2 separate regions of the Mus musculus genome follow, and region 2 is linked to region 1. The links are chromatin loops, found by intact Hi-C in ENCODE. Cell type or tissue: heart. All regions are shown on one strand. Links, peaks and the distances in the headings refer to the core of each region. The heading gives the core; the rest is flanking DNA. Region 1 holds the start of E130018N17Rik (RIKEN cDNA E130018N17 gene). Region 2 holds the start of Adnp (activity-dependent neuroprotective protein).

Evidence for each region. Hi-C counts contacts between places; a loop is a spot of excess contacts. Peaks named below come from ENCODE experiments on the same cell type or tissue, not always from the same donor. Only the 100,000 strongest peaks of a DNase experiment are listed, where the experiment ranks them.
Region 2: a loop joins it to region 1, with 2.4 times the contacts of the local background. A loop is called at or near these places in 8 of 42 quality-filtered maps.

What each region holds. Positions count from the first base shown.
Region 1 is chr2:168,151,435-168,156,803 of GRCm38, forward strand. E130018N17Rik (RIKEN cDNA E130018N17 gene) reads right to left here and starts at 3,079. Exons shown (of 2, transcript NR_040327.1): 1 at 2,920-3,079; 2 at 1,169-2,317. In heart, for the core only: CTCF peaks have their summits at 3,083 (motif pointing right) and 3,282; a DNase peak (open chromatin) is centred at 3,177; H3K4me3 peaks cover 1,233 bases; H3K27ac peaks cover 3,469 bases.
Region 2 is chr2:168,202,642-168,208,010 of GRCm38, forward strand. It overlaps Adnp (activity-dependent neuroprotective protein), which reads right to left and starts at 4,471. Exons shown (of 4, transcript NM_009628.3): 1 at 3,933-4,471. The region is part of intron 9 of Gm20716 (predicted gene 20716); the gene reads right to left. In heart, for the core only: CTCF peaks have their summits at 2,040, 2,847 (motif pointing left) and 4,753 (motif pointing right); DNase peaks (open chromatin) are centred at 2,850, 3,750, 3,870 and 4,850; H3K4me3 peaks cover 3,553 bases; H3K27ac peaks cover 2,418 bases.

The sequences.
Region 1 (5,369 bases), core at 53-5,052:
TTTCCAGCACCAACATGGTGGTTCACAACTACCCCTAACTCAAGTTCCAGGAGATCTGATGCCCTCCTCTGACCTCCACGGCACCAGGCATACAGGGGATACACATATATGCACACAGGGAAAACACACAATAAGATAGAATAAAGAAATGTAAATTTTGCCGGGCAGTAATGGTGCACGCCTTTAATCCCAGCACTTGGGAGGCAGAGACAGGCAGATTTCTAAGTTCGAGGCCAGCCTGGTCTACAAAGTGAGTTCCAGGACAGCCAGGGCTGCACAGAGAAACCCTGCCTGTCTCAAAAAACTAAAAAAAAAAAAAAAAAAAAAAAGGTAAATTTTGTATTACATTTATTTGTGTGTGTGTGTATGTATGAGTGTGAGTATATATGTGTATGTGTGTGGGAGGGGTACATGTGTTCCACAGTGCATGTGGTGTTCAGAGGACAATCTCTCTTCTGCCTGAGGTTGAATGGGCCTCCAAGCATAGAGTTAGAGACATCAAAGATCTGAAAGGCCAGCTCTGGGCAGGAGACAGGGTGACCCAAGACAGACTCAGCCCTCAGCCCTTAGTTGTGGGTGACAAGCCATGACAGTGGCAGGGGACAAAGCCAGGCTCATTCTGATTCTCATCTTACTAGTCCCTCTCTCAAGATATGTGCTGTGTGTATTCCGCTTGAAATGGAGGTACAGAGAGGTTAAGTAACTGGCCCAAGGTCACACAGCTGGGCTCTGGGAACCCTGTTCTTAGTCTATGGTACCTTGGAAACTTAGGTCTGGGAGGATACAGGGAATAAACAGATTCTAAGACGACGATTCAGTGGTAGTTCTGTCTGCAGGGATCCAATCTGGTTTTAGGGCACTAGGGGCGGCTTGTGGGAAAGGTGGGGGACACAGAATGGGATGGTAAATCAGAGGTCGGGGTTACGCTTAGCCTGTCTGTGCAAAGGCGTGCAGGTGCAGCTGAGCACAGAGCTTGCGAGGTGGCAGGAGGTGAATGTTGGTGGGGGAGCCAAGTGAGTAGGGCCAGAGTCACAGGGAGTTTAGTATTAATCTAAGGACAGTGGGGTGCCTTAGAGGGTTTTATAGCAGGGTTACCGGGCTTGGGGCCACAGCCTGCCAGGTTTGGGACACCAGACCTCAATAAGCCAAATAAAGTAGCTAATGTATAGTGAATAGCAAAAAAGGAACTTTACTTAGTGTGGCTGCAACAGAAGGATACCCAGAGATCCAGGGAGTTCCCAAATCCTTAGGGATCCTGACCGAGGGTGGGGCTTAAATAATAAGAGATTTGCATAACTCCTTAGTCAAGGCCTGACCCTGTCTGTTACCTCCTCAGTTCAGTTCCAAGGTCATGGGATTAGTTGTTAATCTTCTGGGTGACCAGTTCCCCTCAGGTTGTCCCCAAGGCTCCAGGCATTTATTCTCTCACCAGGAGAATACTGGGGAACTTTTCATTTCTTGGGGTCCATTTTTTTCCACTAGACTGAAAGCTAAAGAGAGGGTCATGAGTGTCTCTTTAGAATGTGTCCCCTCCTGCCAGACAGGCTGGGTATGGCAGAAGTAGAGACTTCTTCAGTGTTGGTGGCAACATTCAGAGACTTACCTGGGAGCTGAGGAGGGCACCTGGGTGCACCCCACCCCCCAAAGGAGGCTTTTGCTCCTAGGATTGTTCTTCAGTTGAAAATATTTCATGCTGAGCTCTGGGCTCCTTGAAAGCCCCACTTCAGGAGTTTGGGCCCCTTGTCCAATCAAAGGAGAGAAAAGAAACCCAGCCTTAGGTCAGTGGAGCAGGGCTCTGGGGAACGGAGCCTGAGGAGCAGGCCAGAGCTTAAGCCGCACACAAGAGCATCCCACCTGAAGACTGTTCCAGTCCGTGTGAAGGGAGCTTTGAGCCAGGCCTGTGCCCCCTCAGGTCTGCAGGAGACCATAGCTGATGTCTGCAGCCAACCTGGGTCTGCCCTCAGCGCCATGTGCCCAGAGGCTCAGTAGCTCACTAATTTGTTGTTAACCACTGTTTGTTTCCTGCCAAGCCAAAACATCTTGTTCATGAGGTTTTACCTTGATGAATTTTCTCCATGAGAGGTACTTTCCAGTGAAGGAAGGATCCAGGACTCAGGGCAGAGGCTGTCCATGCAGCAGGCAGTCTGGCTATGGTGGCCTAGACTGGCTTTTCACCTTAATCCAGCAGGGCTAGAAGAGACCAGGAGGCCAGGTGGTCCCAGGAAAACTAGTCAGGGGCCCTGGTGGCAGAAGGGACACTTTGCCCACAGCAGAGCAGGCATGAGACGGAACTGCAGGGAGACGGGAACAGATTCTCCTGTTTGGGAAAAAGCTGGACGTCAGACATTTTTTTATTTTTGAAACAAGGTCTTGCTTTGCAGCCCTGGCTGGCCCAGAACTTGGCATGTAGACCAGGCTGCATGTTGGCCCCGCAGCAAGGCTTAGCCTGGGTATACTGGTACACTCCTGTAATCCCAGCATTTGGGAGGAAGAGGCAGGAAGATCAGAAGTTTCAGGTCAGCCTCAGATTAGCTAGAGATGACCTTTAACTCCTAATCCTCCTGCCCCTGGCTCTGCCCCTTCAGAGGCCTCTGAGATCAGATGCATAGAATGAGGGACATCTGTCCATCAGGTTGTACTAGCTCCAGCCCAGACTTCCCAGCTCTTAGCTTTGGCCCCTGATTCTGACGTCTTATAAAAACTCCAGAGACAGGTGACTCCACTTTACAAGGAAGGAGCTCTAGGCTCAAAGACCTCACAGTGTCCCTCTCCCTGCCTGTGTTCTGTCTGGGTGGACCATAGCCTCTGTCCTACCCATGGTGACACGTGGGCGAAAGGATCTGACCCCAGCTATGAAGTCCCAGAGGGACCCTGGGTAGGATCCCTCGGCTACCATCTACCCAGTTACATTTCCAGTACCTGCAGAGGGCACGTGCTCTTCCTCAAGGTTGTGCACCCAGTAGGTGCTCAATACATTCCAGAGATATCTGACCTTCCAGCTCTGTTTGGCTCTCTGTCTGACAGCAGAGAGCTGACAGAGAAGAAATGGCGGCTGTAGGGAATGCTGCCCTGCCCTGGCTGGCCTGTAGGGGTCGTCCTTGGGTGCTAGGCTTGGAGTCCCTCCCTTCCCCACCCCCAGCCAGCAGGAGAGAGGCTTAGCTGGGCCTCCTCCCCCAGCGGGGGGCCCCAGGAGGGCCATGGGGAGGAGCCTGCCTGGCTGGAGCTGGGAGGGCTCTTGCTGAAACACAAAGCAGCCAGGGGAGGTTCCAGGCGCCTGCTGGCAGCTCTGAACCGGCTTCTTTCTCTTCCTGCCTTCAGCAGTCCTGGTGGTAAAAACGCCGCATGACAGATGGCTAATACCGAAGCAAAGATGGAGGCCGAGTCCCACACCTCCCCAGCACCCAGCCTCCTACACAATCATGCTTTTGTGTGTGTGTGTGTGTGTGTGTGTACACGCTCATGCCAAGGCAGCAAGCATACCTGTAGTGGTCAGAGTACAAGAGGTCAAATTGTTTCTGGGTTTTTGTTTTGTTTTGTTTGTTTGTTTGGTTGGTTGGTTTTTTGGAGAATCTTGTGTAAGACCAACTGGGTTGGAACTCTTGTTTTGTAGACCAGGGTGGTCACTTGCCTCTTCTTGCCAAATTTTGGTATTAAAGGTAAGCACCACCCTGTCTGGCTTAGAGAGCAGTTTATGGGCATTGGATCTTTCCACCATGTGAGTCCCTAGGATGGTGGAACCATTTGTCAGGCTTAGCAGCAAGCACCTGTACTCACTGAGCCATCTCATTGGCCCTGACCTGTGTTTTCAGATGGTTGTGTTCATGTTAAAGCTTTGGGGAGAGTCAGTTGGATTCTCATTATGACCGTGAGACGTTTTTATTTGGTGGTGGTGGGGTGTTTGTGTAGGCATAATGAGAAGCACCCCAACTTATTTGGTGGGGACACACTCAAAATTTCCTTTTCGCAAATCTGTGTCGTCCTCTGATGTCTGGGGCTTGTATGGTGACATGATTAATGGAACCTGCCTCTACTCCTGGGATCCCAAGAGCATCCAACCCAGGAGTGACAACCTGGAAGCTGTCCAACACAGCCAGATGCCCCTTGAAGGCCCGATGTCTGTCCTGGGTTATCAGATGGAAGATGGCTGTGGATAGTGGCCCAAGGCCAAGGGGTCCACCCTGTCTCCTCTGAGCTATCTGTGGTAATTTCCAGAAGGAACCCTGAGCTTCAAGCTCAGTAGGTAACGGCCTTGCCTAAGGAGCCTGAGCACCTGAGCTCTGTCCCTTGACCCCGAATTTCAAAAGCAGGGTGTGCAACCAAGTATGACCTTGTACGAGGCAAGTAAAACAGGGGGTTCAGGAGCTTAAAGTCACCCTCAGTGACATAGCAATCTCAAGACCAGCCTGGCACATAGGAGCCTCTTGTCTAAAAATTAAACCAGTTGGTAGTGATGGCACTATTGTAATCCCGGAACTGCGGAGAGGAGACGGGCAGACCCAGGACTCACTGGCTGGCCAGCCTAGCCTGATGGGTAAACTCCAGGGCAGGGACAAGAGTCTTCTCAAAACATAGGCTCAGCTGTGAGACTGTAGGCCTGATACCCCGACACCCCAATACCAGGAGGGAAAGGAAGGCAGGAGGTCAGTTGTAACTACACAGAGAGAGTTCAGGGTCAGCCTGGGCTCTGTGAGACCCTGTATCAACACAACAGAAAACCAAAAACCGGGCTGGCAAGACGGTTCAGCCAGTAAGAGGCACTTGCCACCAAGCCTAGGACACTACATGATTCCCCAAAGCACACTGAATGAAGAGAAGAAATAAAAAAGGAAAAGAGCAAGACTCGTCTCAGGTTTTGGCAGCAGATGAATGAAATGGATGCAGTAAAGAACCCAAAGTAGTCGCTCAAGCTTAAAGAAAAACATTTATTCCAGACGAAGAAGTTTCTCTCTCTCTCTCCAGCAGAGAAGCAACTGCGTGTACACGGTGGTGGTGGCGATGGCGGCGGCGGTGGTGGCGGCGGCAGCGGCGGGTGTTTCCAGGGTTTTAAGGAGAACCTGGGAGGAGGGAACTTGTAATCTGGGATGGAGGACTTTGAAGTGTATAACAGGGATTTGTTGCGTGGAGATTGAAGGAGCCTAGAAGTGGGTCAGCACAGGCCTTGATATGCTAATTGAACCACAGGTATATGTTAATGCAGGACCTGAAGTCCCTTTGGTCTGAGACAAGGACAATGCTTCCTTTTAGCGGGCAGAAGCTTTTCCGTCCAAGTTCCAAGTATGTTTATATACTTTCCAAATGTTCTTTTGTTGTTGTTGTTGTTGTTTTTTTTTTTTTTAAAGATTTATTTATTTATTATATATAAGTACACT
Region 2 (5,369 bases), core at 177-5,176, 51 kb after region 1:
TCTCTATATAGCCCTGGCTGTCCTGGAGCTCACTTTGTAGACCAGGCTGGCCTCGAACTCAGAAATCCGCCTGCCTCTGCCTCCCGAGTGTTGGGATTAAAGGCGTGCGCCACCACGCCCGGCTTCCAGCTATCTCTTAAATTGCAACTTTTCACAATTGAATTTGTAGAACAGACATAAGCCTTAAGCCAGAATAATTCTGAACATTTCTGTTTTTTCCAGATAAGGTTTCTGTGTAGTCTTGCCTGTCCTAGAACTAACTATGTAGACCAGGCTGGCCCAGAACTCACAGAGATCCACCTGCCTCTGCCTCCTTAGTGTTAGGGTTAAAGGCGTGTGTGTGCCACCACTGCTGAGCTTAACGTTTCTGCTTTCTAAAGACTGAATTCTTTTTACTGTACACACACACACATATTTAAAAATTTGCTACAAGGGAACAATCTCATATGCTATATTGTATAGATATCTATACTTTCAGTAATTAAGCTTATTATTGGTCAATTACTTTTGAGCTTTTGTGGAAATAAAACCTGATCAGTATTGTGAAGTTAAAATGCTATTAGATTTTCTTCTGAAGTCTGGTTTAAGAAAAAGAATCTAAGAAAAATCAGTTCATACTCGGTGTTCCCTATATAATGTCTTGAGAGCCAAAATTTAAGATCTGGTTATTTTTAATGTCTAGTAGAGACTATTACAATAGTAAGAAGAAACCCTTTCAGCAAATCAAGATAATAAATTAAACAGAACACTCACTTCCCTACTCAGGTTAACTAAGGCTGGTCAAAGGATTCTAGTTCATATACTGTAAATCTCAGCTTTCATAGGTCTAAGCGATGGCTCAGCTGCTCTTGCAGAGGACCAAGTTCGGTTCCCAGCACTCTTACCATCATAACCATCAGCAACTCCAATGTTAGGAAATCTATTGCTCTCTTTTGGTTTCCTTGGGCACTGCAGGCACACAAAGCACATCTATGTAAAGAAAACACTATTCACATATGATAAAAACAAATTCCCACCTTCCAACCCTCCCCTTTTGTGCCAGACCTAGCTAACCGCTGAAACTGTAAGGACATACACACTCATCCAACGAGGTTCCCTGATGACCAACACCATAAAGAAACTAGCTAACTCTGTCATTTCATTTATAAGAATGAACAAAGGCACATTTGCAAACTTTATCTCACAAACACATATTCTAACAGGAAACTGTTCTCTTCTTATTCACTTTATGTGTTTAACAAATACTAATACCACAGTATTTCGAGATCACAAACAATCTTACTTGTATTTAATATTGGACTGTGTAAATAGTAAAAATGCATAACAAACCATGAATCCAATGTAGTTTTTAGAGCAATACTGATAACAAGGTGCCTCTTTTTCACTCAGCAAAATGCTACCTGACAGCAACCGAAAACAAACAAACCCCTAAAAAACAAAAAACCCTACCCTCTTCAAGCATTAAATAGTTATTTACATATATTTGGTATCCCTTGATTTTTCTTGGCACGTCGATGTAAGATGTCTGTAACAGTAGGATAAAGCATTCACAGATACTAGCATCACTGTCAATATTACCAAACAAGAACAAATCAAATCCAGAGACTCTTACCAGGCCAGTCACATCTCTACCAATGAACTACTTTCCCCAGATCCCTTTAACCAAGTAACTAAGGCTTTCAGATGCTGAGCAAGTCTTGAGATAGACTACTTAAAACTTTATGTCCAAAAGTGCAGAATGCAAATGATTACAACAACATCATCGACTTTAAATTTTTCTCTTAAAAGAGACACATATTTTAAACGTTCAAAACCCATTACTGCAACCAGCTCTAACGAGTTCCTTGAGGAATGTGGCGAGGCTGAAATTTTGAAAGTTCATGTTCTGGTGGTGATCAGGAGGAAGTCTCTAGCTTTCCTGATGCTGCAGTCCCCACCCTCCAAAATGATATACCCACCGGTGTGAATTGACAATGCAGTCCAAAGAGCAAGGCAGGGAACGGAGTCCAGATCCTCAAAATGGCAGTACAGGGAATAACCACTAGGCCACCTATCAGTTCAGTACAAAAAGTGCAACCCTGTGCATCACGATGTAAAAGCTGGGGCCTAGGTTTCGTACTGTGCATCTCACACCTATGGAAATAACAACAGGAGTAAAATCTACAGAAATCCACACACCCTAAAAAGGTGGGTGCGCACCGAACCAAGACTGGTGTCAACACTTGCAAAGGCAGTTGGCTACAGACAGTGTACTGCTGAAAGTGGAAGGCAACACAATTTTGCAGTGAACTCTATTAAGTTTGACAATGAAGAACTCAATAGGGACCTGATGTTTACCAACAAAGCCTTGCAAATCCTGACACCCATCTTTCATGGCTGTCAAAATCACCAACCCATAAAACCTCTCAAGAATGACTTTCCACTCGCAAAAGAGTCGGAGAGATTTGGATTGACCTGATCTCCCAAGCCCGTGACTTTCAGGTTTTAAACAACCCCCTTTACCACCTAGCCTAGGAAAGAGATGTCAACACATCAAACCTTAAGGTGAAGGAATTCTTGAGAAAGGGAACCTATGACCCAAGGATGTGCACCAAGGTGACTGATCAGCAATCAAAGTCTGAGGGTGAACAGGTTTGAAAAAGTAAAAAAAGACAACTTTCCAAACGGAGAAGTGGCTTTCTTAAATAAAATCTCTCTAGCCTCACTTAATCCTTCGCCATGTTGCTGTCAGCTCACCCAGTGCAAGTCTTGCTGGACCCATTTTCCCATGGTCTGTAGAAGGCGCTGTTTAGCACATCCTGTTCTAGTTCTGGGGCCCTTCCCCCCTCTGCAGCCTTACCCAGTGCAGGGAATGCGCCCCCTACTGACTCCCACACTCAGTGCCTTTAACCGACTTGGCTGCAGTGCCTTTTGGGTGGGGGCTGGTATTTTCTCCATGACCATAAACCAGAAGCAACAATGCAGATTTATAAAGAAACTGCACAAAGCTATCCAAGAGACACCCCCCGACACACATCCCATTGTGAAGGTTCAAGATACAGGCACAAGAAGCATCAGGGATGGGAACTGGGCGTTTGGGGCTGGACAGCATTAAAATGGCTAACACAGGAAACAGTTTGGTTCTTTTTCCCTCCTAAGCCTTTGTCTGTGAAATGGGGTTATGACAAGAACTGTCCAGAGGACCTGGTGACTGGAAGAACACTGAGAAGACACTTGGGGTGTGTGGCAGGGAGTGAGACTAAAATGAGTATTAGACTTCTTGGAGAGAAGAAGAGAAGCAATCGCGCCTTTTCTAGCAGACAGGCATCCAGGTTGGGGGTAGGGTGGGGAAGGGAGGAGAAGGACAGGCAGCTCAGAGGAAAGAAGAGGCGAATAAGAGGGTGCTCAAAGAACTACTCCCCATTCATTGCATTCGAAAAAAATTCTTTCCGCGGCTTTCTGGATTTCCATTTTCTGACTGCAAAGTTGATCAGAAAGCTCTAAAGAGGGAGTGCTGACCAGGTAGCCCAGATTGAAAGCAGGGCCGGTGAGGGGCTGTGGTGGTTAGGATGGGAGGGAAACTGGCATGTTGTTGGGGAGGCAAAGACTTTCACCCTCTGCCATGCACGCTCCCCGCCCCCCAGGCCTTTCCCCCCTTTCCAAGCCTAGGGTGGGCAGACCTGGCAGAAGGCTGGTTCCGGGGACTGGGGGAGGGCGGGAGGGGATTAGTTCTGAGGACGAGAGAGCGAGCGGGGTTCGGCTGGGGGCGGGGTGGGTGCGGGAAGATGCCACTAGCCGCAAAAGCCCATGGTGGCCGGCCGGCAGCCCCGCGGGGCGGAGAAGGGGATCGGGCTGCAGGAGGGCTGCGGCCGACTGGGGTTCGAGGCGGTGTGTGCACGCCGAGCACAATGACCGCGCCCGGGATCGGCGGCGGGCAGGGCCGCGGGGCTTACCTTGGCTCGGCCTCGAGGCGTGCGCGGGGCCGGCGTGCTCTAGAGCACGGCGGCGGGTGGACGGCGGCACGGCGATGGCGGCGAGGACGCGCCCGGGGCCTCGTCGCGCTCGGGCTCCGGCTCGAGCCGCGGCCGCGGCTGCTGCCGGGGGGCGCGGCGGGCGCAGCAGAGCGGCGGGCGGCGGCGCGGGCAGTGCAGACAAAGGAGGGGCGGAGGGCGGCGGAGGGCGTGGGGCCGCGGCTTCACCGTCGCGGGCGGGCAGGCGGGCGGCGACGGCCGCGCGGCTCCTCGGCGGCGGAGACCGAGAGAGGGAGCTGTGGCTGAGGCGACGCCAAATCCCCCCCGAGCGAGCGCGGCTGGAGGGGGAGGGGGCCAAGATGGCGGCGGGCGGGCGCTCAGCTCATGGGTCCCGGCGGCGGCGGGTAGACCGGACGGGTGGCGGCGGCGGCGGCGGGCGGGGGAGGGGGCTGGTCCCGCGTCTCCCCTCAGCAGACAATACAAGCGCCTCAGAGCAAGTCCCCGAACCTGCCCTAGCCAAAATGGCGGCCGAGAAAGAGCGGAAGTGACGTAAGCGACTCATTAGCATAAGAGGACTCATTGTCCAGCTGGGGGGGGGCGGGGGCCATGGACCCCCTACTCGGCGACCCCCCCCCAAGGGAGAGCTCTTCGGTCCTCGGCTGCGGCGACACCCACTTTCCTTATGGCAGGGTGGCCCCAGCCCCCCCCAGCCTCTCCTGGGTGAGATTATATAATCCCCACTGAGGGGAGCTCTCGCGAGAACGTGGAGGCTTTGCCATTGCCCCACTAGGAGGCGCCGTGGATAATGGCCGCACTGCGCTCCTGGGTGCCTTCCTCTGACCGCAGCGCCGCCGGCGGAGGCAGAAGTAGCGGGCCGCAGCACGCCTCGACAGTCAGTCAGGTGGCTGCACTGGGGATCCCTGCGCGGGCCCATCTGGGCCTGAACTACATCTGGCAGGAGGGCGCCTGGGGCTGCCCAAGGCCCACGTGCTCAGAGTCAGCTCTCCCAAGCTGGAGGCAAAGCCAAGGGTTGAGCCTGCTGCCTCCTGCCTTTAATGAGGTGTGATGCCCTCGTGTTCCTCCCATTTTTTGAGATGACACAGCTCTGAGGCCATGTCAGCTCTTCTAGTGAACTGGTATGGGATAGACAGGGACTCAGCTTTTCACTTCTGCTGTTCCTTGGACTCAAGTCATTCCTTCAAGTCATCAGATGGCCACTTACCATTGACTCAAGGAAAAAAAAAGTGGGATTTGTAGAGTTGAGGCCATTGGATTGTCAATGGCTAAGGATGAAAACGGTCTGGCACTCACCCACAATTCTGGTATGTGACAGCACCTGCACTGTTGGCTTTGTAACTTTGGATCATCCCCAACCAACATACCATGTCAACATCAACAGCCTCGGTCCACTTTAAAGGA